2 separate regions of the Homo sapiens genome follow, and region 1 is linked to region 2. The links are chromatin contacts, found by Hi-C or POLR2A ChIA-PET in ENCODE. All regions are on one chromosome and are shown on one strand. Each heading gives the region's core, a stretch centred on a gene start or an enhancer-like site at or near the end of the contact. The rest is flanking DNA. Distances are from core to core; before and after follow the strand shown.

Region 1 (2,700 bases), core at 42-2,541, 470 kb after region 2:
AAATATAAAATTAACCTGGCGTGGTGGCGCATGCCTGTAATCTCAACTACTCGGGAGGCTGAGGCAGGAGAATCGCTTGAATCCGGGAGGCAGAGGTTGCAGTGTACTCCAGCCTGGGCAACAGGAGAGAAACTCTGTCTCAAAAAACAAAACAAAACAAAACAAAACGTCTTTAAAAAAATAAAAGTCTATGAATTATTTAAAATGTGTATTGTGGCCGGGCGCGGTGGCTCACGCCTGTAATCCAAGCACTTTTGGAGGCTGAGGCGGGCAGATCACGAGGTCAGGAGATCGAGACCATCCTGGTTAACACGGTGAAACCCCGTCTCTATTAAGTATACAAAAAAGTAGCCGGGCGAGGTGGCGGGCGCCTGTAGTCCCAGCTACCCGGGAGGCGGAGCTTGCAGTGAGCCAAGATCGCGCCACTGCACTCCAGCCCGGGCGACAGAGCTAGACTCCGTCTCAAAAATAAAATAAAATAAAATGTGTATTGTGTGCATATGTGTGTGTGTGTACATATCTATGCGTGTGTGTGCCTTTTTTCATTCATTAAATGCCTTATACACTAAAGATGCTCAACAAAGTACTACATATACAGTCTTAGCTCAAGAGCCAAGTCAATATCTCAAGTTCTGTTGGAGTGGGCAAATCCGGTTCTGATCCTAGCGCTACCATTTTCTAGCTGTGTGGCCTAACTTAACGCAAGTTACCTCTTCAGCCCCAGTTTCTCCACCTGCAAAACTGGAAGAAAACACGGTAATTCCTCCTAGGGCTGTTGAGAAATTCAAATGAAGAATGATGCATGAAAAATGCTTAGCACAGTGCCTAATGAAAAAGAAAAGCTCGAAATGTTCGCTGACTGATTTGGCACTTGAGGTTCCAAGGTTATTCTTACTCCACTACCAGCATATCAATAATACCCCAACAGGGCCCCAAATCCTCAACGCCAACCTGACCCATTTGAACACAATCCACATTGCCTGAGTTCCAGCCCCTACACTTCAAACATTCTTTACTTCCCAGGTGCTTTTTTCCTTCCTGCTCGGCCTTACAGGCTCAGGCCCTGGAACCCCCGCCTCTCCGCCCCTCCCCATACCACCCGGACCCGATCCCACTCAGACCCCGCCCCCGCCTCCTCCCAGACCCTGGCCTAATTCGTCTGCACGTCTTTCCCTCCCCAAAGTTAAAGGGGGTTCCTACCCAGATACTCGTAGTCCGGTAGGGCTAGGCGCTCCGGACTCAGCATCCTTTGACCGGGGTGGCTTCAAAGCTCCAGCTCTCCGGCTTCCGGAACCCAGGTTGCCGTCTCTCTCCGTTGCCATGGCACCCACGCGGCGGAAGGGGGACGGGAGCTGGAGGAGGTGTCACACAAACAGTCTCCGTGTCGCAAAGTGGAGCTGGCCACTCAAGTTCCGGGGGCAGTCGCTTCACGATGGTCCAGGTTTCTTTGGACTCCCATTCTTGAAGACTTGGTTTTAGAGGAATCTGAGATGAAGAATTCTTTTGAATCCGTTATGTTTCCCAGTGTCGAAGAATTACTGTCAGCCGCCCATATACGCAGTTTCTGAATTTCATAACTATCCCTGCTTTTATACACTGTTTATCCTAACTCAGTAATAGCCCCCGCCCTTTGGCCCCCATAAACACTTAGTATCCCATTAGCTATTTTTATCTCTTTGGTATTTACTATCTTAAATTGCTACAAAGTGCTTACGTATGCATATACCCTGGATGCTTCTAGAGGTCAGAGATGTGTCTTTTCTGCCTATGACGGCTGGACACACAAAAGGTACTCATTAAGTCCTCTGAACTAATTGCCATTTCTTCTCAATTCTCACTCAGTCGCCCAGGCTGGAGTGCAGTAGCGTGATCTCGGTTCATTGCAACCAGCGCCTCCCGGGTTCAAGCGATTCTCCTGCCTCAGCCTCCCAAGTAGCTGGGATTACAGGCGCCCGCCACTCCGCCTGGCTAATTTTTTGTGTTTTTAGTAGAGATGGGGTTTCACCATGTTGGCGAGGCTGGTCTGCAAACTCTTGACCTCAGGTGATCCGCCGACCTCAGGTGATCCGCCTGCCTCAGGCCTCCCAAAGTGCTGGGATTACAGGCGTGAGCCACCGCGCCCAGGCTCAATTCCTTTTTATCTTTGGTTCTTCTTTCTATTCCTAGCCCTTACTATTTGGTACCTTTCCCAGGTGTCTTTCCTTTTTCCTACCAAGACATTGCTCTTCTTGAGGGAGAGGGGCTGCAGAAACGAGGACACCAGTTAGATTTTTTTCCCTATATGCCCAATTGCTCACTTCTTCTTTAAGAGAATATTCACTGGTTTTCAAGTTCCTAAATATTTCTTTTCGCCCCTCTCCACTCCTGACAACAGGTCAGAGATCTGTAGCACTAGACACAGTTCAGACATAGCAGAAAAAGCCACTCTGTCCTCACTTTTTTAGTGCCCTCCCCCTCCAACAAGGTGAGGTTTGTGAAAAAGAGACAAAGAAAACAAAATCAAGCTATCAAAGGAATGACTGGGAAACCAGTAGACCACCTACACTGGGAGGAAAAGGAAAGAGGAGGTTCTTCTCTTTGTGTTCCGAGTGGCCTATTCTTAGCGTCCTCCAGTAAGGAGCCTCAAACCTCCTAATTCTTGCTTTCCCTTAAAATTGTATATGTGTCTCAATTCTAGGCTCCTGTGAGTCACTCTAAGTT
Region 2 (2,700 bases), core at 161-2,660:
GGGACCCTGGCATCCACCCTCCTGCTGTCCTTGCCAGAGCGTCTGAGCATCCAAATGCTGGGTGCACAGCAATGGGGCCCTGTGTCTCCACACCCTACTCCTGAGCACTGCGTATTTTTTCCTTCTGAGCAGCTCCAGACTGTGTCAGCACCTCCGCCTGAGGCTAAACTTTCCCTAATGACAGGGTGAGGCGCTGGCTGGCTCTCCTCAGCCACCGGCGGCACGGCCCGGCCCAGCTGGGTGTCTCTGGCTGCCAGGGGAGGCCCTGCCGCCCGCGACACCCCAGAGACTGAGGCACCCCTTCTAAGGGGATGGGGTGGATTCAGAGAGACATACGTGGGGAAACTGAGCAGATGAGCCAGGGCAAGACCATCCACGCTTCTTCCTAGGACATGAGACCAATGTCCCCAGGGCACTGAGGGCAACAGGAGATGGGGCTGATGAGGAAGGAGCCTTTAGCCAGGGGATGCCTCTCTCTTGTATAGCGCAGGCTTTAGAGCCCCCACGGTGAATTCTATGCTGCACTTTGAGCTGTCTAACTCTGGGCAAATCTCTGAAGCCCCCCCTCTGAGCCTCAGTGCCCTCATCTGCAGGACAGGGATCAATATCACCTGCCTCAGCTGTGAGGACGAGATAAGCCTGAAAGTGCAGGTGGATGTACCCGGCATGAGGAGGCGCAGAGGCCCTGCCTGTGCCAGGGAAGGCCTGGGGCTCCCTGCAGCAGGAATGTGCCCAGCCGGCCGATCACAGGATGTGGACGTGAGTCAACCAAGCGAGAAGTTCCATCTGGAAACTCGGGCATGAGGTTTAAATGTGGTCTGCTCTGCCTCAGGCTGGCTGTGACCTTGAGCTGGTGATGTCCCTGCCTCAGTTTCCTCACCTTCTGATGGAGATGGGAGGGGAAGAAAGCAGCTGCCTCTGGGTGGTGGCAGAGATGCCCATGTCTAGGACCTCCAGGCCTTAACTAATCAGGGGCACTGATGAAGCCAGCGGGGCTCCACTGGGGACCACAGGCAAGACTGGGCCAGGACGAGGCGGTCACGCAGAGGTGAGGGGACCACAGGCTAGCGGGAGGGAATACACGGAGAGTCCAAGGGGAGAGGAAAGTAGAGAGTGAGAGAGCTAGAGAGAGGCGGGTGGGACGCGGAGAGGACAGCGAGGGAGGGATGGGGCGTGGGGCGCGGAGCGATGGGGGAGAGGAGGCCGAAGCGGGCGAGCCTGACTCCCGGGTCCTGGGAGCCGGCCCAGGTCTGATGAGGACCAGTCGGACGGGGCGAGGGATCGGCCGGGTCCATCACGCCCGGGGCGCGGGCCCCGAGGGTCCTGCTGGCACTCACCGTGCGGCGGCGGCGGCGGCGATCCGGGCGGCCCCAGCCATCCAGCTGCGGTGCCGCGCCCCGCCCAGGCTCTGCCCCGCCCGGCCGCCCGGCCGCCCGGCCCCCGGCCCGGGGCCGCCCCCGGCGCGCGGCCACGTCACAAGGGGCCTGTCCGGAACCCGAGGCGCCGCGTGCCGCGGGGTCGGGGGGAGTGGCGGCGGGAGGGCGCTTCCGCCTCGCGGCGGTGGGGGACCCGGGTAGAGGGCGCACTTCCGTTTGGGCAGGGCTGCGGGCCGGAGGGGAGGGTCGGTCGGAAGTGAGAGAGCCACACGCACCGCGCTCAGCCAGGCTGGGCAGGGACGGAAGCGGCGGCTCTGCGGGGACCGCGATCGACCAGGCTGCGGGGCTTGCGGATCTGGCCGCCGCTTCCCGTCCAGGGCCGCAGTCTGCCCGTGGCCGCACGGGGGCGCGCCCGGCCGCCAGACCACGCCGCCCAGGTCGGGCTGGGAGGACTACTGTGCGCTCCTGCTCTGAGTCAGCCCGGCCTGGCTCCTCCATGAGCAAGGGAAAGGGGAAGTGCCTGCCGCAGGGAGGGGCCTGGCCCCGGGAACCTCAGAAGAGGGAATTTTATTCTTACTCATCGAATTATTTTTATGCTTTGGTTTTTCACTGGGAACCTCAGGCCACTGTCTCCAGGGCTTGTAACCCTTTGGGGTCCAATGCATGGTGGCTGGACCCTGCTGATGGGAACTCCAAACCTGGGAGGCGAGGGCTCTGTGCTTCCCTCACCTGGAGGAAGCTAGACCTGACCTCTTTGGTTAGACTAAGGCAGCAAACACTGGATAGCAGTTCTTATAACCGCAATTTACTGACCACCTACTATGTGCTATTCACTTTACTCGCACTATCTCACTGAATCCTCATATTATCCCATTGTGGTGGGTACTGTTAGCCCAGGGTCACACAGTGGCACAGATGGCAGAGCCAGGATTCAAACCTGGGTGTCCTGAAGCCAGAGTATGTGATACCACTTCTCACGTCTAGGTCCTGAACAGCAGTGGGAGTCTGGCTTGGCGTTTCGAGTTTGTATTCTTCTCTGGAAATCAGCCAGTACAGGAGAAGATTCAGGAAGGGGCATGTGGGTACTCACTTGGGCAGAGATAGCGACTGAGTACAGGTCTCTTAAGTCTCTGACCCTCATCAGCCTCCCATGGCAGCTCCAACCATTTACTCTGTCACTTTCCCCTCTGCTGGGGCTCTTGAGAGCACACTCAGCTCTCAGGGCTGCCTCTGGTGCCTGTCCCACTTCATGTTGCACTGTTGGCCTTCCTTAGACCGCCAACTTCTCCCTGGTGGCCCAGCTTGTCTTCTGAAGCTTTCTGTC

The links. Hi-C counts contacts between places; a loop is a spot of excess contacts on that map. ChIA-PET counts read pairs that join two places held with the same protein, here RNA polymerase II (POLR2A). Pooled maps may share reads with other maps.
Region 1: a loop to region 2 is called in a map of CD8-positive, alpha-beta T cell, with 4 times the contacts of the local background. The contact joins the promoter of CSTPP1 here to the promoter of SLC39A13 in region 2. A Hi-C loop is called at or near these places in 4 of 168 maps with a recorded cell type or tissue (CD4-positive, alpha-beta T cell, CD8-positive, alpha-beta T cell and naive thymus-derived CD4-positive, alpha-beta T cell), 5 of 37 single-sample maps with no recorded cell type and 12 of 50 pooled maps. POLR2A ChIA-PET finds 5 or more read pairs at or near these places in 3 of 52 experiments (H1, activated B cell and activated T-cell).

Annotation. Positions count from the first base shown.
Region 1 is chr11:46,935,352-46,938,051 of GRCh38, reverse strand. It overlaps CSTPP1 (centriolar satellite-associated tubulin polyglutamylase complex regulator 1), which reads right to left and starts at 1,291. Exons shown (of 9, transcript NM_024113.5): 1 at 1,201-1,291. The coding sequence starts at 1,246. RefSeq lists an enhancer at 1,224-1,433.
Region 2 is chr11:47,407,300-47,409,999 of GRCh38, reverse strand. It overlaps SLC39A13 (solute carrier family 39 member 13), which reads right to left and starts at 1,410. Exons shown (of 10, transcript NM_001128225.3): 1 at 1,338-1,410. SLC39A13-AS1 (SLC39A13 antisense RNA 1) reads left to right here and starts at 718. Exons shown (of 4, transcript NR_182308.1): 1 at 718-1,048. RefSeq lists enhancers at 1-150, 151-1,017, 1,306-2,128 and a silencer at 1,108-1,897.